Linked DNA regions of Homo sapiens: region 2 is linked to region 1. Evidence: read pairs that join two places in POLR2A ChIA-PET (ENCODE). Cell type or tissue: OCI-LY7. All regions are shown on one strand. Each heading gives the region's core, and the rest is flanking DNA. Links, peaks and the distances in the headings are about the cores only. Region 1 overlaps LASP1 (LIM and SH3 protein 1). Region 2 overlaps PLXDC1 (plexin domain containing 1).

What was found. Peaks named below come from ENCODE experiments on the same cell type or tissue, not always from the same donor. Only the 100,000 strongest peaks of a DNase experiment are listed, where the experiment ranks them.
Region 2: POLR2A ChIA-PET joins it to region 1 with 5 read pairs; 3 of 35 experiments call an interaction of 5 or more read pairs at or near these places.

What each region holds. Positions count from the first base shown.
Region 1 is chr17:38,895,157-38,910,107 of GRCh38, forward strand. LASP1 (LIM and SH3 protein 1) reads left to right here. Exons shown (of 7, transcript NM_006148.4): 4 at 3,256-3,363. Among named protein-coding and RNA genes, the nearest start is that of MIR6779, 12 kb to the right of the region's middle. RefSeq lists enhancers at 404-925, 926-1,447, 1,448-1,969, 3,198-3,307, 3,536-4,057 and 3 more. In OCI-LY7, for the core only: a CTCF peak has its summit at 14,492 (motif pointing right); a DNase peak (open chromatin) is centred at 13,675; H3K27ac peaks cover 810 bases.
Region 2 is chr17:39,053,064-39,068,014 of GRCh38, forward strand. PLXDC1 (plexin domain containing 1) reads right to left here. Exons shown (of 14, transcript NM_020405.5): 14 at 10,250-14,896. The coding sequence ends at 14,777. It also overlaps the pseudogene LRRC37A11P and the pseudogene RDM1P5. Among named protein-coding and RNA genes, the nearest start is that of LINC02079, 33 kb to the left of the region's middle. RefSeq lists a silencer at 3,798-4,037. In OCI-LY7, for the core only: a CTCF peak has its summit at 8,177; no DNase peak of the experiment used is centred there.

The DNA.
Region 1 (14,951 bases), core at 12,348-14,847:
TTTTTTTAGAGATTTTTATTAATTTTTTTTTTTTTTAAATAGAGATGGGGTACTATGTTCCCAGGCTGGTCTCGAACTCCTGGGCTCGAGTGATCCACCTGTCTTGGCCTCCTAGACTGCTGGGATTACAGACATGAGCCATTTTGTTTTTTAAGTCCAGCCTAATTTTTGTGTTTTTTTTTTAGACGGAGTTTTACTCTGTCGCCCAGCCTGGAGTACAGTGTCACCATCTCAGCTCACTGCAACCTCCGGCTCCCAGGTTCAAGGAATTCTCCTGCCTCAGCCTCCCAAGTAGCTGGGATTACGCCCACCACGCCCGGCTAACTTTTTTTGTATTTTTTTTAGTAGAGATGGGGTTTCAGCATGTTAGGCTGGTCATGAACTCCTGACCTCAGGTGATCCACCCACCTCTGCCTCCCAAAGTGGTGGGATTACAGGCGTGAGCCACCGTGCCTGGCATAATTTTTGTTTTTAAGTAATGATCCTTCTTCTTATATTGGGTCATCAAGGCAGTTGTTTTCCCAATTATGCTGCTTTGTTTGGAGATTACGTGTCTGCATTCAATTCATTCATGATCCAACAAATGTTGATCTGCACCTCCTGTCTGCTGGGATGAGAAGCAAGATAGATCCAGGGAGAACAACTAAGAACTGACAGAAAAATTAGAGTTTCACGGATGGTGGTTGTTTGGGTGTCAGGAGCCTCAGATGTCAGTCAGTCCTGGGCCTGACAGCAGAGTTTCCAAAATGGGAGCCCAGGTATCTCCCAGGAGTGGGGTCCTCTGGGAGCCCAGGCATCTCCCAGAAGTGGGGTCCTCTGACCGAAGCGCTGAGTTGCATCCTGGCCTGAGCGACAACTGGGTTGTGACCTTGGGCAGGTCCCTTCCTCCACAGGGACCCCCACAGCACCCTGGTGAGCCATCCTAGACAACAGGGGCAAGCACTCCTGCCAGGGCAAGAAGGGAGCCCTGAAGAGGGGCTCTGGGCTGGGCCCTCCCTACACCCCTGGCCCCCCACCCTTCACTTCTGCCACCCCTTCCATACCCAAAGACCTTTCAAAGAGCCTCCCTGTCTTGATTATCCATAGTCAGGGTCTGAAGGTGCTTTAAAATGGTCACAGACTCCAAATGGGAGGGATTTTAGAGATCAGCTAGCCAGCTCCCTTCAGGGGACCCAGAGAGGGGAACTGACTTGCTTAGAAACACACAGCAAGGTGGTGCTGATCCCAGGCTCCCTCCCTTCTCAGCCCCTACCCCTCACCCCTACCCTCTGTGGGCCTCCTATGTTAGCAGTGAAATGAATGATCCTTCCCCAACAGGGAGGGGGAGGCAGAAGCAGTTCCCGATCCTGGGAACCTGCTGATGTCATTGCAGCGTCGCCATGGCGATTATTCCCCTGGATTAGGGGCCTGACCCTTGCAAAGCCAGGAAGCAGGGGACGGAGTGGGGGACTGGCACTCGTTCAGCACTTCATTGCTGACAGAGCACTTTCACACTGGCCCTCCACAGTGCGCTGCTGCTTTAGAGCCACTGTCTGTATCGTGGGTTGGAGTGACTGGCGTTATGGTCCCCATTTTACAGATGTGGGAACTGAGTCTTGAGATGTGAAGTCGTTGGCCCAAGATCACTCAGAAGTGGGAGACTGAGCCTGCGTTAGTGCTAGCTCCGCCTGGCTTTGTGCCCAGACTTGGTGATAAGAAGCCCCCTCCCCATATTATACCTGATTTCTGTCACAACTCTTTTACAGATGAAGAAACCGAGGCCAGGGGCTTGAGATGCAGGGCTTCTGTATCTGGAGCTACATTTCTCTGCCTCTGAGTGCCCTACCTTCCCCGATGCCCGCTTCCCAAAGGGCCTCCCACTAAGAGTCACCGTGCTGGCCCAGGGCTTCCAGGACTGAGGAAGAGCTGGTGCTAGGCAGGTTCTGGACTCTTGGGGTGGGTTGGTGCCTCTATCCACTGCATTCACTTCTGAACTAATGGGGAACAGCACATCCAAGCCCTTCTTGTCTGGATCAGAACAGAGAAGGAGAGGGAACCACATGGATGAGTGACTGGGGGCTTCAGGAGACAAACAAGGACTCTGACCCCCACAGGCATGTGCAGAGGACCTGACAGGTGTGGCCGTGGCTGCATGCGCATGCGCAGTCGCTCCAGTCCAAGCACAGCTCGGTGCTGCTGCCAGATGATTCCCTGCCAGGGAACTGCCTGGGTTTGTGTCCTGGGCTGACCTGTGTCCAGGACAGTGCAGCCCCCGTGGAGGAAATCCAAGCAGCTGGTGGGGTCTGGAACAGATGGCTGATGAGGTGGACAGTGAAGTCTCTGGAAGCCAAGGAATAGTTTCCTGTTCCATGAGTTTTCTCAGCCTCATTCTGTTCTTCAAAACCCTCAGGGGAGGACAAGCTGTTCCTCATATTTCAATTCCTTTCGTGCCAGGGAAGTCCTTTCTGATGTCTGACTTGAGTCCCTCTAGTACTGTGGTGGGGTGGAAGGGTTCTTCCCTGGAGCTTGGAGACCTGCTGAGATGCTGTCTGACCCCCGCTGCTTTCCTCCCCTCCTATGGCGGTGGCCTCTGAAGCCATCCCGGCAGGCTCCCAGAATCCGCGGGGCCTGTCAAAGGCGCACTGATGGAGCCTTCCCTGGGGCTGTCTCACCACCCTCCTTTCTGGGCACCAACTCTGTCCTTTGGCACAGCCCTCACTCAGCTGGTTGCTGAAAAGCTCCCCCAGGCGTAGTGGGCAGGGCCACATCCTGGCTAACATGAGGGCTGGGGCCACCCTGGGAGCCCTGGAAAGAACCTTTTTCCTATAAGCTTCCAGACAGGATGGGCAGGGAGTGAAGGGTCAAGAGTCAGGCAGATGAGGGTTTGCACTCTGGTAGTGCCGGACATTGACTGCTAAGCTCTGTGACCTTGGGCAGGGGACTTTGCCTTTCTGTGGCTCCGTTTCCTGATCCGTAAATTGGAGCTGTTAATTGCGTGGCTATATGTATGGTGGGATCTAAATGAGATGGTTCATGTAAGGCCCTGGACTCTGTGCCTGCCATTCACTGTGCACCAAAGACTTGGTAGTGGCTTATTATTACGAGTCTAACACCTTTTGGCTGAGGCCTCTGCTTTGAGTTGGGGACTTCTGATCAGGGTCTTTCTGCTGACTCCCTGTCCCTGTCTCCTGACTGGTTGCTGCCTCAGAGGGGCCCCAAGCCGAGGCCCTTTCGGCTCCTGGCCTGACTCCAATCCCTCTTCCTCCCCTCCTGCAGGTGCGCTACAAGGAGGAGTTTGAGAAGAACAAGGGCAAAGGTTTCAGCGTAGTGGCAGACACGCCCGAGCTCCAGAGAATCAAGAAGACCCAGGACCAGATCAGTAACGTGAGCTCTTGCCCTGCCCTGCGGCATCCCTGCTGCCCTCTGTTTGGTCCCCTTCCTGCCAGCCTGGCAGACGCAAGCCTGGCAGATGTGAATGAGGCCAGTGCCTCCACTACCCCTGCCCTCCAGGGTGGGCCTGGGGAAGAGCTTGGGGTTCCCAGATGCCTCTTCTCTGTGTACCCCCAGACCACCAGCACGCATAGCATTTTCTTCTTGAAGGGACTGTATTCTGTGGGGGCCTGTGTGCTAAATCAGCCCCCACTCTCTCTGACTGTTGTTCTTTTTTCTGGATATCGTGGGTATCGGTGAAGACTGCATGTCTCATCTTAGCACAAAGGTCAAAACTGGGGGGCGGGGAGCACCTGGCCTCCCCTGGTCTGCGCCTGGGTGCTGACATTGCAGTCATTTCCGCCCTTCCTTGGCCTCCTCCCCCACATCAGCCTGCTCTTCCTTCCTGTGTAAAAACCCCAGCCAGCTTCACCCGCCAGCCCTGCACCCCCTGGCTCACACCCCCCGCCTCCCTGATGGTCAGTGGCATCTGGCTGTGGCAGGGGTGGGCATGGAGAGTGGGCAGGGGATCAACTGTCCCCAGCATCGTGTGCCCTCCATGGCACCTGTGGCCAGAGAACAGGCCTCAGTTTCCTGCTTGGCAGAGCCACAGGCAAGCAGCCTGTGTGGCTTTAGGCATGCGGGGGCAGGGCACTGCGGTGAGCAGCAACCATGGGGGATGCGCACACAGAACTGCAGGGGCTGCCCAGCCAGCCTGGCCTAGGAGGTCCTGCCAGGGAGGGTTTAGGCAGGCAGCTGTCTTCGTGTCTGGAACAGGAAGGGATCAGTGAGCTGCCCATTGTTGCTCTGGGCTGAGGAACTGGGGATAGAGATTGCCGGGGGAGCCTGGCTTTCCGGTGGTCTCAGCACCCACTCCCTGGGCTCCACATCCCTTCCTACCCTCCACCTGGCCACCTCAGCAGGGCGCTCCTTTAAGAGCTTGGCTGGGCCGTGCATAGAGTGGGCTGCAGTGGTGGGTCAGGTGGATTTCAGAAGCACAGGCAGCCCACAGACAGCAGAACCAGCCATGCCCAAAATGGTGGCTTTCAAACTCTGACTTCAGCCTACAGTAAAATATACATTGTACGTCTTGACCCATCTGACAGGCATACATTTATGTAGAGGGAAAACAGAATGGAAGCTTTCATGAATGAGTACTTCCTACTTAGAGGGCGTTCAGATCTTTTTTTTTTTTTTTGAGACAGAGTCTCACTCTGTTGCTCAGGCTGGAGTGCAGTGGTGCTCCGCCTCCAGGGTTCAAGTGATTCTCCTGCCTTAGCCTCCCAAGTGGAGTAGCTGGGATTACAGGTGCACACCACCACCCCCGGCCAATTTTTGTATTTTTGGTAGAGACAGGGTTTCACCATGTTGGCCAGGCTGGTCTTGAACACCTGACCTCAGGTGATGTGCCCGCCTTGGCCTCCCAAAGTGCTAAGATTACAGGTGTGAGCCACCGCACCCGGCCACATTCAGATCTTTTCTAAAGATGCTGGTTGCAGGCCCCTATACACCCTCACATAATACAGCCCCTTTGAGGACTGTATTCCCAACACTTTGGGAGACTGAGGTGGGAGGATTGCTTGAGCCCAGGAGTTTGAGACTAGCCTGGGCAACATAGCAAAACTGTTTCTACAAAAAAAAAAAAAAAAAAAAAAAAATACAAAAACTAGCCAGGCATGATAGCACACGCCTGTGGTCCTAGCTATTCAGGAGGCTGAAGTGGGAGGATCACCTGAGCCCAGAGGTTTGAGGTTATAGTGAGCCGTAATTGCACCACTGCATTCCAGCCTGGGAAACCGAGTGAGACCCTGTTTCCAAAAAAAAAAAGGACCAGGCGCGGTGGCTCATGCCTGTAATCCCAGCACTTTGAGAGGCTGAGGTGGGCGGATCATGAGGTCAAGAGATCGAGACCATCCTGGCCAACATGGTGAAACCCCATCTCTACTAAAAATACAAAAATTAGCTGGGCGTGGTGGCGTGTGCCTGTAATCCCAGCTACTTGGGAGGCTGAGACAGAAGAACCGCTTGAACTCGGGAGGCAGAGGTTGCAGTGAGTCGAGATCGGGCCACTGCACTCCAGCCTGGCGACAGAGCAAGACTCCATCTCAAAAAAAAACCAAAAAGATGCTGGTTGCAGACTTACTGTGAATGGGTTTTGCAACTGGACTGTTGACCTGCAGTTTGAAGTTGGTGGCCTGAGGAAATGGCATGCTTCCCTTTGGCTAGCAGGGGATGCCTAGGGCGGGCACTCTAATCCTCCTTCCCCTCCAACTTCCAGAGGCCTGTCACAGTTGACTCTTTATATGCTAGGGCCTGGCCTCACGCCCTGGAGCTTCCCTTTGGCTCAGACCCTGCAAAGGGTAAGACCCTTAGGTCTGTGTTTCAGAGCTCTCGGCTTGGAAAGTGGGGGAGGGGGAAGATGGTCTTAGATTATGGGGAAAACCCGGAATGGTTCACAGAACTGGAATGTCGGCTCTTCAGCCTCTGCGGCTTTTCATGTAGAGGCTCTAGTCTTTTATCAGTGACACTTGCTCCCAATGTGCAACCCCAGCTCCCTGGCTGTTCACTCATTGCTTCACCCTGTGGGTTTTGGAGGAGGGGAGACAAGCCCAGTCATCCCTGCTTCCCTTTCTGGAAGGCTTCCAGAACACTCCACACTCAGCCTAAGCCACCTCCTCTTCTTCCCTCCCCCAGTTAGAGGTGTTAATATCCTAGTGACAAAACTCACCACCCTGGCCAAGCCATCCGCATCTCAGGAGATAACCATCTTTTACCCTTCTCGCGGTGCTGCAGTGAGCTAATGGTCCTCTGCAGGAGCTGGGGGAAGGGATCGACCCCGACCTGCTAGCTGCTTTTGCAGCTTTAGCAGAGACCTGTAGGGTGTGAATGCAAAGCCTGGAGACTCTTGGTTTTAATGAAAGCAATTACAGTCTGTCGGATATGGGCCTCCAGACAGCTGTAGCACAGTCACCTGTAGGGTTGACTGAAAATGCAGACTCACAGGCCTTCTCCCCTGGCTGCCAGAATCAGCGTCTCTGGGAGTGGGGCCCAGGAATCAGCATGTTAGACACATTCCCTGGGTTTCTGTGGTGCTCTCTGAAGTTTGAGAGCCACCACCTAAAAGTCTGAAAAAGCTTCACCAACCCCTAAGTCAGAGGGTGCCAGATCAGGCTGTACCTCAGAACCCCAGGGGAGCTTTATTTTTATTTTTATTTTTTTGAGACGGAGCCTTGGTTTATCACCCAGGCTGGAGTGCAGTGGCGCAATCTCGGCTCACTGCAACCTCCGCCTCCCGGGTTCACGCCATTCTGCTGCCTCAGCCTCGTGAGTAGCTGGGACTACAGGCGCCCGCCACCACGCCCGGCTAATAGTTTTTGTATTTTTAGTAGAGATGGGGTTTCGCCGTGTTAGCCAGGATGATCTTGATCTCCTGACCTTGTGATCCACCCGCCTCGGCCTCCCAAAGTGCTGGGATTACAGGCGTGAGACACCGAGCCCAGCCTATTTTTATTTTTGAGACAGGGTTTCGCTCCGTCATCCGGGCTGGAGTGCGGTGGTGTGTTCACGGCTCAGTGCAGCCTGAATCTTCTGGGATCAAGCCATTCTCCCACCTCAGACTCCGAGTAGCTGGGACCACAGGTGTGCACCACCATGCCCAGCTAATTTTTCTTTTTTTTGCAGAGACACTATCTTGCTATGTTGCCCAGGCTGGTCTCAAACTCCTGGATTCAAGTTATCCTCCCGCCTCAGCCTCCTAAAGTGCTGGGATTATAGGGGTGAGCCACCTCACCTGGCCTCCCAGGGGAGCTTTTTTTTTTTTTTTTTTTTTTTAATCAGAGACAGGGTCTCACTATGTTGTCTTAAACTCCTGGACTTAAGTGATCCGCCCACCTCGGCCTCCCAAAGTTCTGGGACTACTACAGGCATGAGCCACTGCGCCTGGGAGCTTTAAACCACACATAAAACCATTGCTAAGTTGTCCCAACCTCCTGAAGTGTTTTGGAAAATAGGGTGTTTAGAGCCACACCTTTTGTTTTGTATCCAAAATAGCATTCCTGTTCCTGTATGTAGCTTGTTGCTTTGCTTCCCAGATTAGCACCAAATGACTCCAGTTACTTTATTTATTTATTTTTAATTTTAGTTTTATTTTATTTTTGAGATAGAGTCTCGCTCTGTCGCCCAGGCTGGAGTGCAGTGGCGTGATCTTGGCTCACTGCAACCTCTGCCTCCCGGGTTGAAGCGATTCTTCTGCCTCAGCCTTCTGAGTAGCTAGGACTATAGGCACATGCCACCACGCCTGGCTAATTTTTGTATTTTTAGTAGACACAGGGTTTTGCCATATTGGCTCGGCTGGTCTCGAACTCCTGACCTCAGGTGATCCACCTGCCTTGGCCTCCCAAGGTGCTGGGATTACAGGTGTGAGCCACTGTGCCCAGCTGACTCCAGTTATTTCTAAAGGTCAGGCCATCTTACAAAAGAATGAGGATATGCTTCCTTGGAGGGATATGCTGCAGACTAGGGCTTTTTACCAGCCAGAGCATTTTAAAAACAAGTGTCTGATCTCCTCTGGGGTGTCTGCTTTGGATAAGTGCAGTCTGTCTTCAGTCTTGCTAAGTGGTGAGACAGTGAGGTAGGAAGAGATGGTAAGGGCCCAGATCCTAGCTTCTGTCATTCTGGGGCCAGGCAGGGCTCTTTGAGCCTCAGTTTCCTCATTTGTAAAAATGGGACAGTAGGCCCTACTTTGACAGGTGGTTGCAAGGAACATGCCAAGTGCTTGGCATGGGATAAATGATATCACTCTTATTATCATCATTATTATTTTTGAGACAAGATTGCCCAGGCTGGAGTACAGTGGCACGATCATAGGTCACTGCAGCCTCGAACTCTTGGGCACAAGTGGTCCTCTCCCGTCAACCTCCTGAGTAGCTGGTACTACAGGCATATAGCACCATGCCCAGCTAATTGTTATTTTTTTTGTAGAGAGAGGGTCTTGCTATGCTGCCCAGGCTGGAGTGTAGTCACGTGATCACAGCTCACTGCAGCCTTGAACTCCTGGGTTTAAGTGAACCCTGGCCTAAGACTCCCAGGTTGCTGGGATTACAGGCACACGCCATCACACCCAGTTATGTTGTCAATGTTATCAATACTTTAAAGGCACACTTGTCTGCTTTCTACACTGTTGCCGGAGAAGGGTCATAAAGTGAAGTTTGGCAGAAAAGTTTGGCCATTGTCTAGTACTGAGAATGTGTGGAAGTGAGGAAAGGGGCCAGTATATTACACATCTATGGTGAGTAGTTGTGTCATCATTAAAGGCATTTGAAGAGTTGCCTTTTGATGGGTCCATGCTATGGGATAAAGGTTACATGTTAGGAATCCTGGCCTTTTGTCATGAGCTCTAGCAGTGTTCAAGTATGGAAAACTTTAGTCACTTTACTGGAGCCTCTTCTTTTATTTACTTACATATTGATTTTCTGTATACAATTTTGTGTCCTTAAAACTTTTTTTATGTGTGAAATATGACACATAGTAACATATACAATAAACACCTGTTTCACCAGGCAGGTATACCATACATTGTATTACTGTATGCCTGTCAAGAGCCCAGTGTTCACAGTGTTAAAAATATAACTCCCATGTAGTAAGTACTTATCATATCTTTATTTAATTATGAGGGAACCAGCTAGAGATTAAAACTGGGGAATATGAGAGGCAGAGGTAAATGCTAGTCTGTGAAAGAAAGTGCTGGGGCCGGGCGAGGTGGCTCATATCTGTAACCCCAGCACTTTGGGAGGCCGAAGCGGGCAGATCACCTGAGGTCTGGAGTTCAAGACCAGCCTGGCCAGCATGGTGAAACCCTGTCTCTACTAAAAATACAAAAATTAGCCAGGTGTGGTGGTGCACACCTGTAGTCCCAGTTACTTGGGAAGCTGAGGCAGGACAATTGCTTGAACCCGGGAAGTGGAGGTTGCAGTGAGCTGAGACTACACCACTGCACTCCAGCCTGGGCAACAGAGCAAGACTCCGTCTCAAAAATAAAAAAAAAAAAAGGAAAAAAGAGAGTACTGGATACATTTAGCTACAGAAATGGTTAAGGGCCTACCATTAGTTACACATTGGCTATTGTCCTACAGGAAAATAAAACCATAAACTTTGAAGATATCTTTGCTGCAGGCAGAAATGCTTTGCATCTCAGTTGGCCAGAAATAATGAGCATTTTATACTCTGTAATGAGCTTCAGTCTTTAGAGTCTGGGCCTAATCAATAGTAAATAGTCAAACAAAGTTTTGTCCCCAGAGTAAAATACTCTGAAGGCAGGTTTGTTGGACAATCCTCTAGTTTGATTTTGAAAGCATGTATTTTTCATTATAATTTTAGTATGTAATTATGTATTCTTAAACACTATAGTTTTGCTTTTCCTGATTTTGAACACAGAGTAATTTTGTGTATCTTGCTTCTCTTACACACCATTGGGTTTAAAGATTCATCCATATGTTTGTGTGTAGCGGTAGTACATCCTTTTTCATTGCTATATAGTATTCCATTGTTTGTTTATACCACATTTTATTGATTCTGTTGCTGGTGGACATTTGTACTGTTTCCAGTTGCTATGGACATTTTTGTACATATCTCCTGAGGTCTATGTACATTGGAACTGCTGCATCTTAGAATGTGTGCTCCTTGGGCCGGGCCGTGGTGGTTCACACCTGTAATCCCAGCACTTTGGGAGACCGAAGTGGGTGGATCATGAGGTCAAGAGATCAAGACCATCCTGGCTAACACAGTGAAACCCCGTCTCAACTAAAAATACAAAAAATTAGCCGGGTGTGGTGGCGCACTCGGTGGCGCAATCCCAGCTGCTCTGGAGGCTGAGGCAGGAGAATCACTGAACCTGGGAGGCAGAGGATGCAGTGAGTTGAGATCGCACCACTGCATTCCAGCCTGGGCGACAGAGTGAGACTCCATCTCAAAAAAAAAAAAAAAAAAAAGTGTGCTCCTTCAACTTTACGAGATAATGCGGAACTATTTTCCAAGTGGCTGCACTGATTTACCCTCCCACCAGCAGAGATGAGTTTCATTTGCTCCATGTGCTCAGATATGTTCACTTTAGCATTTTGATCGTGTAGAGTGTGATAGCCGATGGTTTTAGATTGCATTTCTGTGATTACTAATGAAGTTGAGTACAGACTTTTGTTTGTTTTAAAAATAAAATACTGGGGCATGGTGGGCTCACGCCTGTATCCTAACAGTTTGGGAGGCTGTGGTGGGAGGATTGCTTGAGGCCAGGAGTTTAAGACTTGCCTGGGCAACATAGCAAGATACCATCTCTACAAAAAAAAGAAAGAAAATTAGCCGTGCATGGTGGCATCCACCTGTAGTCCCAGCTACTCGAGCGGCTGAGGTGGTAAGATTGCTTGAGCCCAGGAGTTTGAGGCTGCAGTGAGCCATGATCACGCCACCGCACTCCAGCCTTGGTGACAGAGCGAGACCCTGTCTCTAAAAAATAAATAAATAAAATATTGTGAGTCTCTGATGGGGAGCAGTATTGCATGGTGGTTGAGAACTGAGGCTCTGATGTTAGAACTGGATTCTGACTTAACCCACTGTTTGCCCACATCTTGAGCCTTGGTTTCCCTATCTGTAAAATGGCAGTATTCTCGGGCTGGCTGAGGAAAGGAAATGAGGCCAGGCGCGGTGGCTCAGGCCTGTAATCCCAGCACTTTGGCAGGCTGAGGCAGGTGGATGATTTGAGGCCAGGAGTTTGAGATCAGCCTGACCAACATGGCAAACCCCCGCGTCCACTAAAAATAGAAAAAAATAGCTGGGCATGGTGGTGCACCCCTGTAGTCTCAGCTACTTGGGAGACAGAAGCAGGAGAATTGGTTGAACTTGGAAGGTGGAGGTTGCAGTGAGCTGAGATCGCACCACTGCACTCCATCCTGGGCGACAGAGCAAGACTGTCTCAAAATAAATAAATAAATAAATAAATAAAGTTAAAAAAGAAAAGGAAATGAGTAATGCATGTAAGGGCACCCAAAAAAAGACCCTAGCTGGTGAGCTGATGATTCCACCCAGAGCCTGCTGTTCCCTCGTTCACTGTGATGTATAATCATGTGAGGAGCACCGTATGGAGAGTCAGACTTTTATTTTCCACCACAGTTGGGAGAGCAGGGGGGTCAGAAAACAGAACATCAGCTAGCAGAGCTTTGTCATGGACCCTAACTTGTCATCCTGGAGTCCCAGCTAGTAGGGTCCTGGCTGAGTCGGGAGGGTCCTTAGGCCTGGACCCCTGAACCCACATGTACTTGGACCTCATGGGCACAGGTAGAGTGTGGCCTGTGTCCACAGAGGCCCAGGACAGCTTCCAGGCTGGGGGCTGTGCTGACATGTCTGGGCTTAGGGCGCTCCTCACTCAGGGCTCTCTGAAGGCCAGAACTTTGCAGAGCTTGGAGCAGGGATGAGCCAGGCCCTTGGAAGCTGGGAAATGTTTCCTTGCCTTCTGAATGTGCTAACATCCCCCTCATGTGCCTATTTGCTTAACAAACCAGTAGGTGGGTCAGGAAAGTAATAACACAATTTCCTCATTTGCTGGCGAGGGGAAGGAGAGGAAGCTGAGGGTTTGGAAATTTTATCCAAGTGGGCCCAGGCTGGAAGGAGCTGAGCCTCACTTTTTCTCAGCCCATTTAGCCGCTCTGTGCCGCCTGTCCTGAGTTGCATGCCTGGTGTCCCTCTCTCTCGAGTTAGGGTGACTTTCTGATTATCATTCTTGTTGAGAGTGAAAAGGGGTGCATTGAAATTTATCCCTGAGCAGCAGACATGAACTGGGACTTGGGCGTGTGGTCACCCTGCTCCACACCTGTTCTCAGGAAAGGGCCTGTCTAGCTGTGATTTTGTCCTTGTGTCACCAGCCTTGGCTGTTACTGAGCAATGAAAGCTCTGCCTCGGGAAGTCATTTAATTTCTGAGCCTCATGTTCCTCTTCTGGAAGATGGGAATGAAAGTGTGCGTGTCCGGCCCATTTTTTAGGGCAATGATTGTCAGGGTATGAAGAGCTTGGTCAAGCTGTGTGAAGAGCTGTACAGCTGCAGAGGTTGTTAACATTGATAGAGCCACCCAGGAAGGGTGTCCTGGGTTCAGGCAGCTACTCCTCCAGCCGTCGGGTCAGCCAGCCGTAACTTTAGATACACTTATCCATGTGTAATGACTTTTTAAGAAGCAAGATCAGTTTCCCCAGCCCTTTATGGGAATACCCATGTGTCCATACTTGCTTTCAGCTTAGAGTTTGCTCAGGTTCCTAGAGCTGGTCAGGGTTTGCAGGACCGCCTGGGAGCAGATGGTACCATGGCCTTATTTACAGATGAGGAAACTGAGACCCAGAGGGGAAAGTGACTCCCAAGGTCATGTAGGTAAGCATACGGCTCCCCTAAGGATGAGGCATTGGTCTGGTGACAGTGCAGCCCATCATAAGGGACTGAGCCTGTGGGGTCCAGACCTGCTCTCCTCCCAGAGGAAAAGGCTCCCTGTCACCCCATCGCTAATGCAGATAGCGTCATGTCCAGGGAAGCTGTCACACATTCATCTGGGCCCCCAACATCAAGGACACCTGTCCCTGCAGGCCCCCTGCTGGCACCTTCGGGGCCCAGGGCAGGCCCCTGTCCATTCCGTGTCTGCACTTCCCTCCCTGGTCACAGGTTCTCAGGGGCAGGCTCTTTTCCTTAGCAGAAAGGAAACAAGGGAAGCTGACCTTTCCCACCTCAGAACAAAAGTTGGAAGGGCAGGTGCCTCGTGAGCCTGGAGGCCTCAGGAGGGGTGTCCCCTTCCCTTGTGCCCTCCCCGCCACCAACACCAGTGGACAGGGATCACTAAGAGAGTGGGGCTCGGGAGACTCACCTTCTGCGCTGGGTCTGTGAGAACATCACCTGGAGTGCCCCTCCCAGCGGATGCTGGGGTCGGTTGGATTTTCAGCCTGGCCAGGGTTGGCTGCCTCACCTCAGGAACAGGCTTAGCCTGTGCTGCCACGTGGGTGCCGGTCCTTGCTCTGGCCTGAAGGGAGGGGGCCGGGAAAGGAGGGACTGATCCTGACCCAAACCCCTAAGTAAACTGCCCTCTGCGTCCAGACTGGACTCCCCCCAGACTCTGTCCAGGCCCTTACCACTGCCCTCCCTGTGCCCCCAGCCCGGGCTGCAGGAACTATTGGCTGTTCAGCCAGCAGGAGCAGCAACCATGCAGGTGTTTCCAGCTGTTAACGTGTAAGCCCTGCCTGGCCACGTGCTTGCTCTTGCCTTTTGTGCACAGCCAGTGCCAAGGGGGAGAGGAGGCAGCAGAGACGTTGTGCGGAGGGGATGCCCAAAGGGGACTGCCCAGGCTGGGACAGCCCTGATGGGGCAGGGGCGTTCCAGGAAACAGCAGGTTTTGCCTCTCCTCCTCTTCCCACCCCACTACTCCCACCCCATTTTCCCGGATCAGGAAAAGGCAGGCCAGCATTCTAGGGAACAGGAAGTGAAGTTGGCTTCCAGCTAGGTGCCTGCCAGGGCCTGGAGGAAATTCCTGCAGGCCTGAGCCCGTCTGGGAAGGACCAGTTTCTCTCCTTGTCCTGGTGTCCTGCTTTCTGAGTTTCCCCTGAGGGTGGGGGAGAGCTGTCACTCTCTTCACTCTATGTCCCGCTTCCTCCCCCATCCTCATGGAGCACTCAAACCCTGAACCCTCACACCTTTCTATGGTTGTACCCGTCCCCACCAGTTTCCTCTCTGGAAAGTGAAGAGGAGGCTGGGCACGGTGGCTCACGGCTGTAATCCCAGCACTTTGGGAGGCCGAGGTGGGCAGATCACAAGGTCAAGAAGTTCAAGACCAGCCTGGCCAACATGGTAAAAGCCTGTCTCTACTAAAAATACAAAAATTAGCCGGGCGTGGTGGCAGTTGCCTATAATCCCAGCTACTCAGGAGGCTGAGGCAGGAGCATCACTTGAACCCGGGAGGCAGAGGGTGCAGTAAGCCGAGACTGTGTCACTGCACTCCAGCCTGGGCGACAGAGCGAGACTCCATCTCAAAAAAAAAAAAGAAAGAAAAGTGAAGAGGATAGAGCCCACTAGGGGTCATCAAGGTGTGGGACAGGCAGCATGTTCCTACAGGAAGAAAACTCTAACTCCTGGTTCTGGTTCTTTTTCATCTCATTCATTCATTCATTCATTCATTCATTCATTTGTTTTGAGATGGACTCACTCTGTCTCCCAGGCTGGAGTACAGTGGCTCGATCTCAGCTCACTGCAATCTCCGTCTCCTGGGTTCAAGTGATTCTCATGACTCGGCTTCCCAAGTAGCTGGGATTACAGGTGCCCACCACCATGCCTGATTAAGTTTTGTATTTTCAGTAGAGACAGGGTTTCACTGTGTTGGCCAGGCTAGTCTTGAACTCCTGACTTCAAGCAATCTGCCAACCTCGACCTCCCAAAGTGCTGGGATTAAAGGTGTGAGCCACCGCACCTGGCCATCTCATACTTTCACAATTCATTCTTTGGTGCAAGTTTTACAATATACATTCTATATTTG
Region 2 (14,951 bases), core at 6,611-9,110, 150 kb after region 1:
CAGAGCCCCAGGAATAAATGGTTTTCTTGGCTTCCTCCTTGCTCCCATCTGGACCCAGTCCCCTGGTTCCTGTTGGTCATTTGCAAACCAAGAGGACCACAATAAACAAATCTCTATTTTTTTTTTAAATATTAAAGCATTCACTCTGCAAAGAATGTGTCAATTTATTCATTACTAATTCTATGTATATTTGAGTACATAAGACAGTAGGAGTGTACTAGGTACGAGAAGGAAGATAGAACTATTTTTCTTGAGGTGTTCATAATCTAGGTGGAGAAGCAGAGACATCCACAAACATTACAAGAGATTATTAAATGTATAATAAAATCCGTATTTATTGCTTTGAAACAGTATTGGCGTCCAAAAATTCCTCCGAAGAACAATTTTTGAAGTAAAACAGAAAGCTCAGAAGTAGGCAATGGGTGAGGCTAAGGGTCTGGTGTTGGGGTGGAGAAAGTAGTGATGGGATGGAGAAATAGTAGCAGATGACAATGATTTGGGGGTAATTTGGGAGAATAGGCTAGGATCTAGATGATTTAAAAAAAGGCTTCTCTGAACAGGATCTGGTTTGCTTGGAGGGTGCTGATGTGGAGTAGAACATGTTTAAAGAAAAGGCAAAGGCAGAACAGCGACAGTTGAAGGAATATCCAGCATAAAGCCACCATCAGTAGTGTCTGACCAAGCTGGGGTTTTATCTTGGACCCCTCGTTTCTCTACCTCTGAGCCTTAACAGCTTCTACCATAAAAGGAGAGATTTGACTATTCAGTGGTTCCTAGACTTTTGTTTTTCACAGGTCATAAAGTGTAAAAAAAATTAAACCTGAGATTTTAAATTTTTAATTATAATATCCAAGTAAGAGCATTAAAGCAACTATATTTATCCAACTATCCTCTATTTATCAGCATCTTTTTATAAAGGGAGGTCATACTTGTAGGAGAATGGAGTGGAATCTATTTTATTTTATGAAATTATTAAAAACCTAATTATATTTTCCATATTGTCCTCATTTTGTAGAGTAGGGGTGGAAACTTCATCACAGCATGGGTCTGAGGACCATTATTTAGAAACCACAAGAGACTTGTCCTGCAGGGTCTCATCTGGCTTTGACATTCTAGGATTAAAGTAAAGAGCAGTAGGACCCACTTTCCCTCTTGTGTTACTGAAACTGCCTTTACAAAAATTATGACAATTCCGACCTAACTGACTCCATCTTGCTTCTAACCTCCAAACTGCCCTTGCTCATTCCTGGGCACAGGCCAAGCTGACTATGGGAGGAATTTAGTTTATTGTTTAACTTTGAAACAAAGATGATAATCCCTTCCTAAAACAAATCACCTCCTTGCTTGGGAATCAGACGTCCCTTGTAAGACTAACAAATTAGCCACAAGATTAGATATTATAGCTCAGGAATTATGTAACCAGAGGCCACAAGATTTCAAACCTACCCAATTGCTCCTATAGATAACATTGTTGTAGGCTGGGCACAGTGGCTCATGCCTGTAATTCCAGCACTTTGGGAGGAGGGGGGTGGATCACTTAAGGTCAGGAGTTCAAGACCAGCCTTGCCAACATGGTGAAACCCTGTCTCTACTAAAAATACAAAAATTAGCCGGGTGTGGTGGCAGGCACCTGTTACCCCACCTACTTAGGAGGCTGACGGGGGAGAATCGCTTGAACCCAGGAGACGGAGGTTGCAGTGAGCCAAGATTGCGCCACTGCCTGGGCAACAGAGGGAGACTGTCTAAAAACAAAACAAAACAAAACAAAAAAAACCCCATAACATTGTTATAGTCTCAGCAATGCACCAAGATTTAACAGTCGCTCCTTGTCTGAGATAATGCGCCCCAGAGTTCTTTGTCCTACCTCCAAGACAATTAAGGAGAGCAGACACAAAGGTGAGGTTAGAGTGAAAGTTTAATAAGCGAAAGAAGAAAGCTCTCTGCCAGCAGAAAGGGAGTCCCACACGGGTGCCCCTATGAGGCTGATGTCCAGGGTTTTTAAAGACTGGGAAGGGGAAGGAATGTGGTTAGTTGCCCCAGGACCACTCAGGAGCTGAAATGATGATTCCTAGATGCTGCTTAGCTTGGCCCAGGACCAATCACGAGCTGAAATGATGATTCCTAGATGCTGCTTAGCTTGGCCCAGGACCTATCAGGAGCTGAAGTGAAAGCTTGGCCCCGGACCTATCAAGGGCTGAAGTGATAATTCACAGAGGCCAAACTTATAGTCCAAAAAGGAAAGTAGAGTGTCCACTGGAACCCACTGGAGCCCACTGTAGCCACGCCCACAAAAGGAGAAGAAACTTTGTCCTGGGAGGCCGCTGACTATACAAAGGACAAAGACATTTCTATGCCAGGTCTTGTTCCTTTATGTGAGTGAGATGGAAGTTTGTTGAAGTTTTTATCCAAATGGACCTGAGGTTTTTCTATCTGTGCAGCCGTGGGCATGTCTCCAGGCACAACACCCTGTGCCTGTTCCCTTATGGGTGCCTGCAGCTTGAATGTTTTCCCAGGCTGCTTTTTCTGTTGTGTGGGGATGAGGCACTGACCTGTGGGCCGGGAGCTCTCTGGGGACCCTTCCCTTGTTATCTACCTAAGGCAAGCTAACTAACTCCTTTCAATATTACTATTGTAAAACCTAAGGGCCGGGCGCGGTGGCTCATGCCTGTAATCCCAGCACTTTGGGAGGCCGAGGCGGGTGGATCACAAGTTCAGGAGATCGAGACCATCCTGGCTAACACAGAGAAACCCCGTCTCTACTAAAAATACAAAAATTAGCCGGGCGTGGTGGTGTGTGCCTGTAGTCCCAGCTGCTGGGGAGGCTGAGGCAGGAGAATGGCTGAACCCGGGAGGCGGAGCTTGCAGTGAGCCAAGATTGCGCCACTGCACTCCAGCCTGGGCAACAGAGCAACACTCCGTCTCAAAAAAAAAAAAAAAAAAAACCTAAGATTGGCGTTCTAGGTATTTTTCAGACCCTGTATTCTGATGGACCAGCTGGGACCACTCAGATTGGCAAACTGGCTCATCTGGTCTTGTGGCCCCCAACCAGGAATTCACTCAGCACAAGAACACAAGTTTTGACACCCTATGATTTCATCCTTGACCCAACCAATCAGCATTTCCCACTCCCTAGCCCCCAGCCTGCCAAACTATCCTTAAAAAACCCTAGCTTCCAAATTTTCAGGGAGGCTGATTTGAGTAATAATAAAACTCCAGTCTTCTATTTAGCTAGTTCTGTGCTTATTAAACTCTTTCTCTATTTCAATAATGCTGTCTCAGTAAATCGGCTTTTCTGGGCAGTGGGTACAATGAACCCATCAGGTGATTACACTGCTCTACCACGTAGCTGATTATGACACCTACCCCTCTCAGACACTATCAGCTCCAATTTGGACCTATTCTTTGAATTTTTTTTTTTTTTTCAAAATTGATCTCTACTTCTCATTCAAACCTCCCATCTCCCACATCATCTGACCTCCACAAGTTCACGTACACAATTCCCCAGAATCACGTAGGACAACTAGGAAATTCTTTTTAAGGATTTCATGCTAGACTGTTAATAGCTTAGTGAGTTATACTTTTATTTGAATATGTTAAACTCCTTAAAAAAAAACCTCTTAAGTCAAAAGATTGCATCTTTCATGGTTATTTCCCACAAGCTCAGTAGGTAGTGCTAATACTTAGTACCCTAATCTCCAGCAGGAGTGAAGATGAAACTGGCTGCTATAAATATGTCCCTACCCTTTCATGCTGTCAGGCCATTTTGGGACTGTACCCTAAACATGCACTTGAATGGAAGTTCTAAACTCAGGGATCGTGGCGGTGTGGCTGGAGGACAGGAACAGGCTCAGAGGCCGGCCCCAGGTAGGAGGGGCGAGGGAGCGATCCGGGCGCCGCCCCTCCCCTCGCCTGCGCCTCTTTTTTTAAAAAAAGCGTGGGCGTGCCTTGCGCAGGCGCAGTACTGCGCGAGCCTTAGCCGCGCAGGCTCAGCGAAGGGAGGCTGGCGGATCTGCTACCTTTTGCGGTTCCCACCAAGAGTGACAAAACCTTGCTAGTGTGGGAGCTGAGCTCTGGACCCACGGCCGACGCTTTGCATGTGAGCCTGGGCCAGGGTGGAGGGAGGGATGGAGAAAGCCGCCCACCTGCTAACTGGGAGTTCCAGAGTCCTGCTTCAGCACCTCACCTGCCTCAGCCTCTGCTGAAGGACTCTTTTTTTTTTTTTTTTTTTTTTTTGAGACACACTGTTGCTCTGTTGCCCAGGCTGTAGTGCAGTGGCGCGATCTCTGCCCACTGCAGCATCCGCCTCCCGGGTTCAAGCGATTCTCCTGACTCGGCCTCCGGAGTAGCTGGGATTACAGGTGCCCGCCACCACACCTGGCTAATTTTGTATTTTAGTAGAGGCGGGGGTTTCACCTTGTTGGCCAGGCTGGTCTCGAACTCCTGACCTCAGGTGATCCGCCCGCCGTGGCTTCCCAAAGTGCTGGGATTACAGGCGTGAGCCACCGCGCCTGGCCCGCTGAAGGACTCTTAATTCTAGAGGGGACCCCAGCAGACAGCTACCCCAAACAGATTTTTAGAGTCCCGGAGAGGTACCTCTCCAGTCAGCACATTTTACCTTCTAGGACTTCTTCAAGTTTAGGATCTTAAGAAGAAAACTTGTTGGTTAAGTGGGAAGTGTTTTGAATTGCATCCTTCTCGAAGAAGCGTTTGGGGAATATGAAGGCATGGGCGGTTTTGTTTTCTGGGCGTGAGATTTCATGCGCTTATTTGGCGTAGGACCACCCCCACAGCTTTCACTGTTCACAGCATTTTCCCAGTTTGACCTTTTGTATTCAGTCCGGGTCTTCCCAAATGCTGCAGTGGCCCATTCTGGTTTCTATGGCGTCATTAAGTTTTATTCAGCAATGGCTGTCCACGGAGCCCAAAAGGCATGCCACCGGAAGCAGCTTTTTCAGACATCTCCTGTCAAGGTGGCTCCAAATATGGAATTCCTAGCTCCGCTGAAATGAAGTGCTGAATTCAATAATAGATTAGCATTTGTCCAGCACTCTGGTTTACAGAATATTTTCAGATGCATTGCCACACTAATCTTCCAGTTCTCTGGTTTTTTTAGATTAAGAAACTCAAACTCAGGGTGGTTAATTGACTTGCTTAAGGTTCCTGACAAGAATTATGGAAGCTTAAGGTTGAACTCAAACCTACTGATGCTAAACCCCATGTCATTTTATGCTGTCCCTTTTTAAGAAATCTCAGCTTGGGCAACATAGTGAGACCCCATCTCTACAGAAAAAATTTAAAGATCAGGCTGGGCACGGTGGCTCATGCCTGTAATCCCAGCAGTTTGGGAGACTGAGTCGGACGGGTCACTTGAGACCAGGAGTTCGAGAGCAGCCTTGGCAATATGGCAAAACTCTATCTGTACTAAAAATACAAAAACATACAGTTCCCTATTGCGCTGTGCCTCAGTGGCCTCCTGTGTAGGGTAGAGGTAGCAACAGCACCCACCCCATAGATGACGATACAAGTAAATCTCCTAAAATGTGCTTGGAACATAGGAAACACCCAGTAAATGTGAGCTGCCGGCAGCACCACCAGCAGTACCATCCCAGAGTCCAAAAGTCAGTAGACCAGGACCTTTGGTTTTAAGTAATGTTTACCTCTGCCTAATTTTGTTAGTTGTGGCTCCTTCTTCACGGCTAAAGAGGGCTAAGTGCTTGTCTACAGAGGCAGAGGGAAGAGTGAGCACAGCTGGGAGGATTCTGCTCAGTCTGTAATGGGCCTGGGGGAGAAGAGCCCCAGGGAACAGAGAGGGGTGTCAGCAGCTGTAGAGAGGGGATGCTCCATCCGGGCGTGGTGGCTCACACCTATAATCCCAACACTTTGGGAGGCTGAGATGGGAGGATTGCTTGAGCCCAGGAGTTCAAGATCAGCCTAGGCAGAAAAACAAGACCCCATCTCTACAAAAAATAAAATAATTAGCCAGGCATGATGGTTCCCACCTGTAGTCCCAGCTACTTGGAAGGCGGAGGTGGGAGGATCACTTTAGCCCAGGAATTCAAGGCTGCAGTGAGCCATGATTGCATCGCTGAACTGAATCCTGGACAACAGACTGAGACCCTGTCTCTAAAAAAAAAAGAAAGAAAAAAAAAGAGAGAGAAAAGGGAGGCTCTGAGAACGGGAAGGTAGGCCCTACAGGAGGCTGCCCTTTTGGCCTTGAGGAGGGGCTCTTGGAATTGCTTAATGTTCCTTAGGAGAGCAGAGTCAGTGCACAGGTTTGCTGAGAGCAGCATCTTCATCTCTTAATTAAAAATGGGATCTAAGGCCGGGCACAATGGCTCATGCCTGTAATCCCAGCACTTTGGGAGGCTGAGGTGGTCGTATCACTTGAGGCCAGGAGTTCAAGACCAGCCTGGCCAACCTGGAGAAACCCTGTCTCTACTACAAATACAAAAATTGACTGGGTGCAGTGGCTCATGCCTGTAATCCCAGCACTTTGGAAGGCCAAGTAGGGCGGATCACCTGAGGTCGGGAGTTCGAGACCAGCCTGACCAACGTGGAGAAACCCCATCTCTACTAAAAATACAAAATTAGCTGGGCGTGGTGGTGCATGTCTATAATCCCCGCTACTCGGGATGGTGAGGCAGGAGAATCGCTTGAACCCGGGAGGTGGAGGTTGCAGTGAGCCGAGGTCACGCCACTGCACTCCAGCCTGAGCAACAAGAGCGAAACTCCATCTCAAACACACACACACACACACACACAAATACACACAAATTAGCCGTGCATGGTGGCACACACCTGTGGTCCCAGCTACTCAGGAGGCTGAGGCAGGAGAATCGCTTGAACCCAGGAGGCAAAGGCTGCAGTGAGCCGAGATCATGCTACGGCACTCCAGTCTGGGCAACAGAGCAAGACCCTGTCTCAAAACACAAAGAAACAAAACCACACAAACTTTGAGGGGGAGAGACTGAAAAAGGGGAAAGACAAGCTGGAAGGGAAGGTTCTAACCCAAGACTCTGGGAAGGTATGATGAAATTTTATTGGCCCATATTCAGGTGATTTTTTTTTCAGTGCTTTTAGCTTTGTGGAAAACTGTAGGCATAATTTAGCTATCTCTAGGGACCAAATGTAAAAATGTTTTATGAACATCAGAAAAATCATTCCCCACAAAATTTCTCTCTGGATTTCACAGTTGAAGTAAAGATTCTACCCCTCTTCCTTCCTCCCTGCACCTCTGGCCCCATCTTGGCGAAGGAAGTAATCCATTGTCCTCCATCCAAGAAGATAAATTAGATGGAGGCATCGCCTGGTGCTCTGTAAGGCTTGTGAGGAGTACTTCTAATTCTTCATGTGGGAGGGTCGCTAGTGTGAGCAGCGGGATGAGAAGGAGGCAGCAACAACTAGGACATTCTCAAGCTCCTGGGACTGTGCAAATAAATAGATGGTAAGCTCACAGTTTCGTGAGCCAAGAGCGAGGATCTGAAGTCATCACTAGGCATCTCTTCGAGGATCTCTACAGGCCTGGAGCAGTCTGTCTGTCATAATCCATAATCTGCTTCTATATTAAACTGTGGCCATGTGGTTCTGGCAACACCCTGAGGTACACAGAGAACAACCTCAGATGGGAATCCAAAAATCTGCACTTGGGGTTTTTCTCTACTTACTAGCTGTGTGACCTTGTGCAAGTCACTTAATGGTGCCTGGCACACAGGCGTTTAATGAATGTGGATCAAGTGAATAAATAAGTAAGCCACCTCCCTGAGCCTCAGTTTCCTCATCTGGGAAAGGAAAAACAGTGCTTCTCCAACAGGCTGCGATCATGTAGGTAGAATTGCTTCCTAAATGGTGCATCTCAAACTTTCATGCCCTTCACAGGAGTCACCTAAGGAGCTGCTCAAATGCAGATTCGGACTCAGTAGTTCTGGGGTTGGGGGGCCTGAGTGCTGCATTTCCAGCTAACCCCAGGGAATGCTAATGCTGCCTGGCTGGACCACACTTTATTATTTTATTTATTTATTTATTTATTTTTGTAGAGACAAGGTCTCGCTGTGTTGCTCATGCTGGTTTTGAACTCCTGGCCTCAAGCCATCCTCCCATCTTGGCCTCCCAGAGAGCAGGATTACAGGTATGAGCCACTGTACCTGGCCTGGACCACACTTTATTATACAGATTTACATTTTTTTAAAGCAGGGTCTTGCTCTGTCCCCCAGGCTAGAGGGCAGTAGCGTGATCATGGCTCAATGAAGCTTGGAACTCCTGGGCCCAAGCCTCCCGAGTAGTTCGGACCACAGGGCATGTACCACTGTGCCCAGCTAATTTTTTTTGTTTTGTTTTTGTTTTTGTTTTTGTTTTGTTTTGAGAGAAAATGTCTCCCTGTGTTTCCCAGGCTGGTCTCAAACTCCTGGGCTCAAATAGTCCTCCCACCTCAGCTTCCCAAAGTGGTGGGATTACAGGCATGAGCCACTGTGCCTGGCCCTGGACCAGACTTTAACTAGCAAGGTTCTATATTCTAAAGTGCTTTCCAGGTGCTTGAAATCATTATTTCTTCAGCCAATGGGGTGGGAGGGCTGTGCCAAGGGTAGAGGGGACCAAACATGGCGAGGGAGCTGGGGACACCCACACATGGGGATAAAGGAAAATCTTGAGTTCCTTCAGGGAAATCCTAGCTAGCCCTGAGAAGTAAATCAGCAACTTGGTAAGCAGGAAGGTAATAGTAGTCTAAAACAATAGCTGAGGAAGTTAGAGCCAGGAGATGTTTGGTTCCCCTCTCTACAAACTAAAGATAACATCTTAACGTATGTCCCTGAGTTGTTTTTCAGAAGCCCAGACCCCTCCAAAAGGGATCCGCTGGCATGTAGACCTCAGATAAACGGGTGCTGAGGACTGACTCTGACTATAGTTCGTTGTTCTAAATTTCTTCCTGAGGGACCTGGAGGAGGCCATTGCCCATGAGCCAGAGCTAACATTCTTTTCTGCTGATCCCACATGTCTAGACAAAGCTTCGCCTCCTGAACCAATCGCAAATCAGAAAATCTTTGAACCCACCTTATGACTTGTGGGTCCTGCTTTGAGACGTCCTGCCTTTTTAGGTCAAACCAACGTATAGCTTCCATATATTGATTTATGATTTTACCTGTAACATCTGCTTTCCTGAAATTTACCCCTGCCTTTTAAAATCCTTACCTGTGGCTGGGCACAGCGGCTCATGCCTATAATCCTAGCACTTCGGGAGGCCGAGGTGGGCAGATCACTTGAGGCCAGGAGTTTGAGACCAGCCTGGTCAACATAGTGAAACCCCGTCTCTACTAAAAATACAAAAATTAGCTGCACGTGATGGTGCATGCCTGTAGTCCCAGCTACTCAGGAAGCTGAGGCAGGAGAATCACTTGAACCCAGGAGGCAGAGGTTGCAGTGAGCTGAGATCGCACCACTGCACTCCAGCCTGGGCAACAGAGTGAGTGAGACTCTCTCAAAAAAAAAAAAAACAACAAAAAAACCTTACCTGCAAGCCATCAAGAGTTCATATCTTAAGCATAAGCCACCCAATTCTCCTTGCTTGGAGTCCTGCAAACAAATGCCTTCCTTTCTCTATTGCTGCAAAGTCTCAGTGTGGACATCTGGTGTTATTGCGCCAGGTGAGAAGACCTGGTTTGGTTCTATAACATTCCAATGTGCCCAGGATTGAGGAGATTCCTGGGATGCAGGACTTTGTGTGTTAGAACCAGGAGAGTCCTGGATAGAACAATTTGGTCACCCTATCGGGATAATGAAAGAGAAAGGCATGCTTTGGTCTAAGTTGCTGTGTGACCTGAAAAAGGACCAGGCAGCTGATTGCTCAGGTCCCACTTTAGACCAGTTAGTCTAGTACCTCCTATTTCACAGGGGTGGAAGCCAGCCCAGAGAAGTCCAGTGACTTGTCCACATCACCCAGCTACTCAGGGGCAGGGCTGAGGCCAAGCTCCCACCTTCCCACTCCCCGTCCAGCTCAGCACCTTCTCCATCAGTTCACGTTGTCTTCTCTTAACACATTCCTCTTGATTTGGCGAACACAGCATGTTTATTTATAAATTGGCTTGTTTGGAGCCTGAAATGTGGCATCACTGATTTTGGCTGTGAGGTGTTCACATTTTTCCTCTCTTTGTTTTGGCTCGCTAAACCATGTTTTGTGAGCAAAACCACAAAGTAATAAAAACACAATGAGGCCGCTAAAGTTGTTCAAATGCAAAGCATCCAGAAATGTGACAGCATAGACTTTCTCAGATTTATTGTATGTCCTCAGACAGTAGATAAAAATGCATGGGGTTTACTTCCAGGGATTTACAGACCAATATAAGTAAACAGCTGGGGTTTCTTTTTAGGCTGTTTCTCTTGGAGGTGGTGCAGGAGGTTGAGGAAAGCACCTCTGATGAGCAGATAGCTGGAGGCTGTTCCCACAGTCATGTCTCAGCGAAGAAGTCGGAGTTCAGCAGCCATCAGAACCAAGGTATGTGTGGTGATCTTCGGAATGCCACTCCAAATCCTTTGCACTTTCTTTTGCACACAGCAGGAGTTGTAAAAGAATGCTTCCTTTTATTATTAACACTGAGAATCCATGCAGAGAGTTTACACTAAACACATGAATACATTGTGTTTTAGAAGGCTGGGTGCCCTCAGTCCCCAGATCTTTGAATTCTACCATTAAGTTCAGGTAGGTTTTTGGAGACAGAGATTGGCCGCATCATATCTGTGACACTGACTCTTCTGGTGTAGGTTTGCTTGGCCAGGGAGTCTGAGTGCAGCCCCTGATCAGTGCTTCATGCCAATCTGTGAGTCTGTTCCAGGAACTAGAGGAGAGAGAGCCTTAGCCTTGCCTGCAACCAGATGAATGGTTAGCTTTAGTGGTGAACACTTTGCTTTTTGAATAGTGTGGTTGGCTGGCAGCTCTTGTCATTGTTTATCTCTCAATTTAACAAACCAAGCTGAAGCCTGAGCACAGCTACAACCTTGTCCAATCTCTTTAGCAACAAAATACCTGTGTGTGCATATCTTATTGCTCAAAACATTAAACAAGGCTGTATACAAACACACACACAAACATACACAGATACACTGTACAGGAGACCCCTGATAAAACACACAAATTTTAAAAATTTATTTTTAAACAAATGCAGTGGGATGATCATAGCTCTCTGCAGCCTTGAACTCCTGAGCTCAAGCAATCCTCCTGCCTCAGGCTCCCAAGTACCTGGGACTACAGGCGTGAGCCACTGCACCTGGCCATGTAGTGAAGGACTTTCTAAGCAAGACCTTGACTTGGAAAGTTGCCACCAACTCCCCAGCTCTGTGAGAAGTTTTAGGGGCAGGGGGTTTAAATTATCAAATTTAGCTGGTTTGCAGGGGGAGTTCTTTCCCAGTGATGAGTTGGGGCTGCTTCTCCCCAGAGTAAAAAATGGCAGCAAATAAATGTTAGATCACAGCCTCTTCTTAGTCATACCCATTTATACATGTCATGAGGGTCATTGCCAAAGAAAGAAGTGAGTTAAGTGTAAGGGAATCTGGTCGGGGGTGGACCAATAACCAGACTCATCCGAACGCTTGGCTGATGGTTTTCCAGTTGCTCCGTGGTTTATCCTTTGTGAAGATGCAAGTGACAATCAGAGTTGGAAACGTGGGGCCTCAGCTCTGCTTGATAAACCAGGCAAGGAAGAGCTGAGGGTGGAGTAGGGGGGTGCCGGTGGAAGGAGGGTCTGAATTTGAGGAAGAAAAAGGACAGTGCAGCAAAGAGTTGGGTTCCTTTCAAGCTTCTAAAGGACACAGTGGGCTGTAACAGAGCTCTCTGAATGAGGGAAGCACAGCCCACCAGCAGAGCATTTACCACCTGTGTGTGTCTCAAATGGCCAGTGGGGCAGTTCCTGCTGTGGCCTGATTCCATGGACAGCACCACTCATCTCACTCCCCAACTCTAGCACACGTTTTCCCACTGGGAGCTCGGCCAACCATTTTGGATCCCTGAAGGGAAAGAATGTCAGGAGTGGAGGAAGGGGTGGTGATGCGGTGAAGCCTCTGCTGCTAGCCCCTGCAGGCAGAGAAAGTTCCAGATGCCTCGGCCTCAGTCAAAGCAAGCCTGGCTGACCCATAGGATGTCAGTGGCATGGGGAGTGGATGTATTTGGCGGCAGATGGCCTGTTTGTTTATGACAAAAAGTACTAGAGATGTGTCACCAAGAGAGGCCTATGGATTTCTTAAGCCAAAACACTTGGACAAAGTCTCCCAAAAAAATAGAACCAAGCATCTCATAGAGTTAATGATTGTCTACAGGATCCCTGACAATGTAAGCATTTCTTTTTCCGTTCTTTTTTTTTTTTTTTTTTTCGGAGACAGGGTCTCACTCTGTCACCCAGGCTGGAGTACAGTGGCATGATTATGACCCCCCACTGCAGCCTCAACCTCCCGGGCTCAAGTGATCCTCCTGGCTCAGCCTCCCTAGTAGCTGGGACTACAGGTGCACCCCACCACACCTGGCATTTTTGTTGTTGTTGCCCAAGCTGGTCTCAAACCCCTGGGCTCAAGCAACCCTCCCACCTCAGCCTCCCAAAGTGCTGGGAGTACAGGCACGAGCCATCAGGCTTGGCCAAATAAGCGTTTATTGGACAGATCCAGTTCTCCAAAGTTTAGAGCAGGTTAACTTGGTAGCTATGGAGTATGACCAGATGGAGACATGGGTCTTGTGGCCGGCCCTGCGACTGGCTGACAGTCCAGCAAGGCAAGGAGGTAGGTACTTCACACACTGTGCACACCCATCTCAGGCAGCCGTAGACCCCTACGCCTCCCCACCCCACAGGCACATGCAGGCTCCAGGGAAAGCAAGTAGTTGGCAGGTGCCTCTCCAACCTGGTGTCTTTGGGCATCCTTGCCCTGGGCGACACAGTGAGACCCTGTCTCAAAAAAAGTCCCTCCCATGCCAGCTGCCTGTGTCCCAACCACTCAGGTGCTTTGCCTCTCAACAGAATCCACCTGCAGTTCCCTGCTAGGTATGTCTCAAGGAGCCCTCTAGCCACCCGACTTGTCTTTAATGCCTATAAAATCCAGTTCAGAGGAGGAAAAATATTTATCAGGCAAGTCCTGCCTTTGGAGGTATGTACAGGCACTGACATCAGAACAGGGCAGTGAGTAAACCCGGCACCGAACAGGCCATCAGAATAGGGAGCCCCACATGGTAAATGTGGCTGCGCATAGCAAGCTCACCCAGGGAAGGCTGGGCTGCAGGTTGGGGTAAAGCCCTTGATGCAGGCTGTAACATGTTTTGATGCAGAAGTTATTGGTTCTGAGTAGAAAGGGCAAGGTAAGAGAGCAAAGCCTAAAAATGCAGTTTCCCCCTTGAGTTCTTTTCTCTCCTCTTATTTGACTTCCCTCCCATGATAACATGCCCCAAGGGCTGAGAGCCACTATACTGTGTTTAACAGATGGAGAGAATACCTTCTTTAGGCTTTCAGAGCTACAGAAGCTGGGGCTAAAATGCCAACTCTATAGCCATGAGGATCTGCTTTCTTTTTTTTTTTTTGAGACGGAGTCTCGCTCTGTCACCCAGGCTGGAGTGCAGTGGCACTATCTGAGCTCACTGCAACCTCTGCCTCCCAGGTTCAAGTGATTCTCGTGTCTCAGCTTCCTGAGTAGCTGGGATACAGGCAAGCGTCACCACACCCAGCTAATTTTTTGTATTTTTAGTAGAGACATTTTAATTATGTTGGCCAGGCTGGTCTCAAACTTCTGACTTCAGGTGATCCGCCTGCCTCAGCCTCCCAAAGTGCTGGGATTACAGGCGTGAGCCACTGCACCTGGCCAAGGACCAGCTTGTGAGTCTAGGGAACCTGGAATGCAGCAGCCCCAATCTTGACTTTAGTTAACCTGTGTCATATGCAGGGGCTTTAAAGGTGGCCAGGAGCAGGGCATCTGGCTATCTGGCTATCTCCAGGTAGTGGGTCGGGGAGGCTCTGAGACTGCTACAGAGCAGACCATTGACAGCCTGTAACTGAGTCCAAATTCATTCTGCTTGCTGCGTCATAGCCAATACGTTGAGAGACAAGGAGTTGGAGCAAGGAAAGGGACTTTATTTCGGAGAGCCAGCAAACCAAGAAGATGGTGGACTAATGTCCTAAAGAACCGTCTTAAAATTATGCGGGCTTTGCCTTGTCTTTTATGTTTAGGTCGGGGGAAAGGAAGGGGCTGACAACCGCAGACATCTGGACACCAGCAAGGGTCCAGGGGAGGTTTGCAGAACTTCTTTGTCCTTGGCTAACAGTCTGTCATGTGACAATAGCCAAACCTCCTCATTCCTATAAATCTTTAACAAAAACAGTTAGCTGTTTACATGCTTCCCCTTTAATCCCAGAGTTAGTTTTGCAAACGGCATGATTCCTGTTTTTGCGTTTTATGTCAGTGCTCTAAAGTTATCCTAGCCTAGGTGCAGGAATAGGTAAAGGCCCCTTAAACAAAAATGGAGTTAGTTATGTTAGTTCTTCTGCTGTTTCATGGTTACAAGACACAGAAGAGAACCCTTGCATCAAAACAGGATGAGATTAGGTTGTTGTTCCTATAAAAAATCCATGTGGTTGTTTTTTGGCCCCCTCTTCAATATTCGGGGTGTGCTGACGAAGCGAGCAGCAGCTCTGGAGCCATAAACCACCATCTCATCTCAGCCCAGGGCATGCTGGGAGAGGCCAGGAAAAGTCACTTCTCTTCTTTGCTTTAACTGTCTTTTCTGTGGCCTCAAAGTCTTCAAAGGGGAGACTTGGTGTTCTCAGCACTGCTCAGCCTCCATGAAGCCCTCCTTCTCATGGCCCGAGGGCTCCACCTCCGCATAGGTGGAATGGTCAGGGTGGCTGCGAAACTTCATGGCTGGCCAGTGGTGAGGTCTACGCTGCAGAAGGCACAGAGGCAAAGTCAGTGGGCATGCCCCCGCCCCCATGGGGACC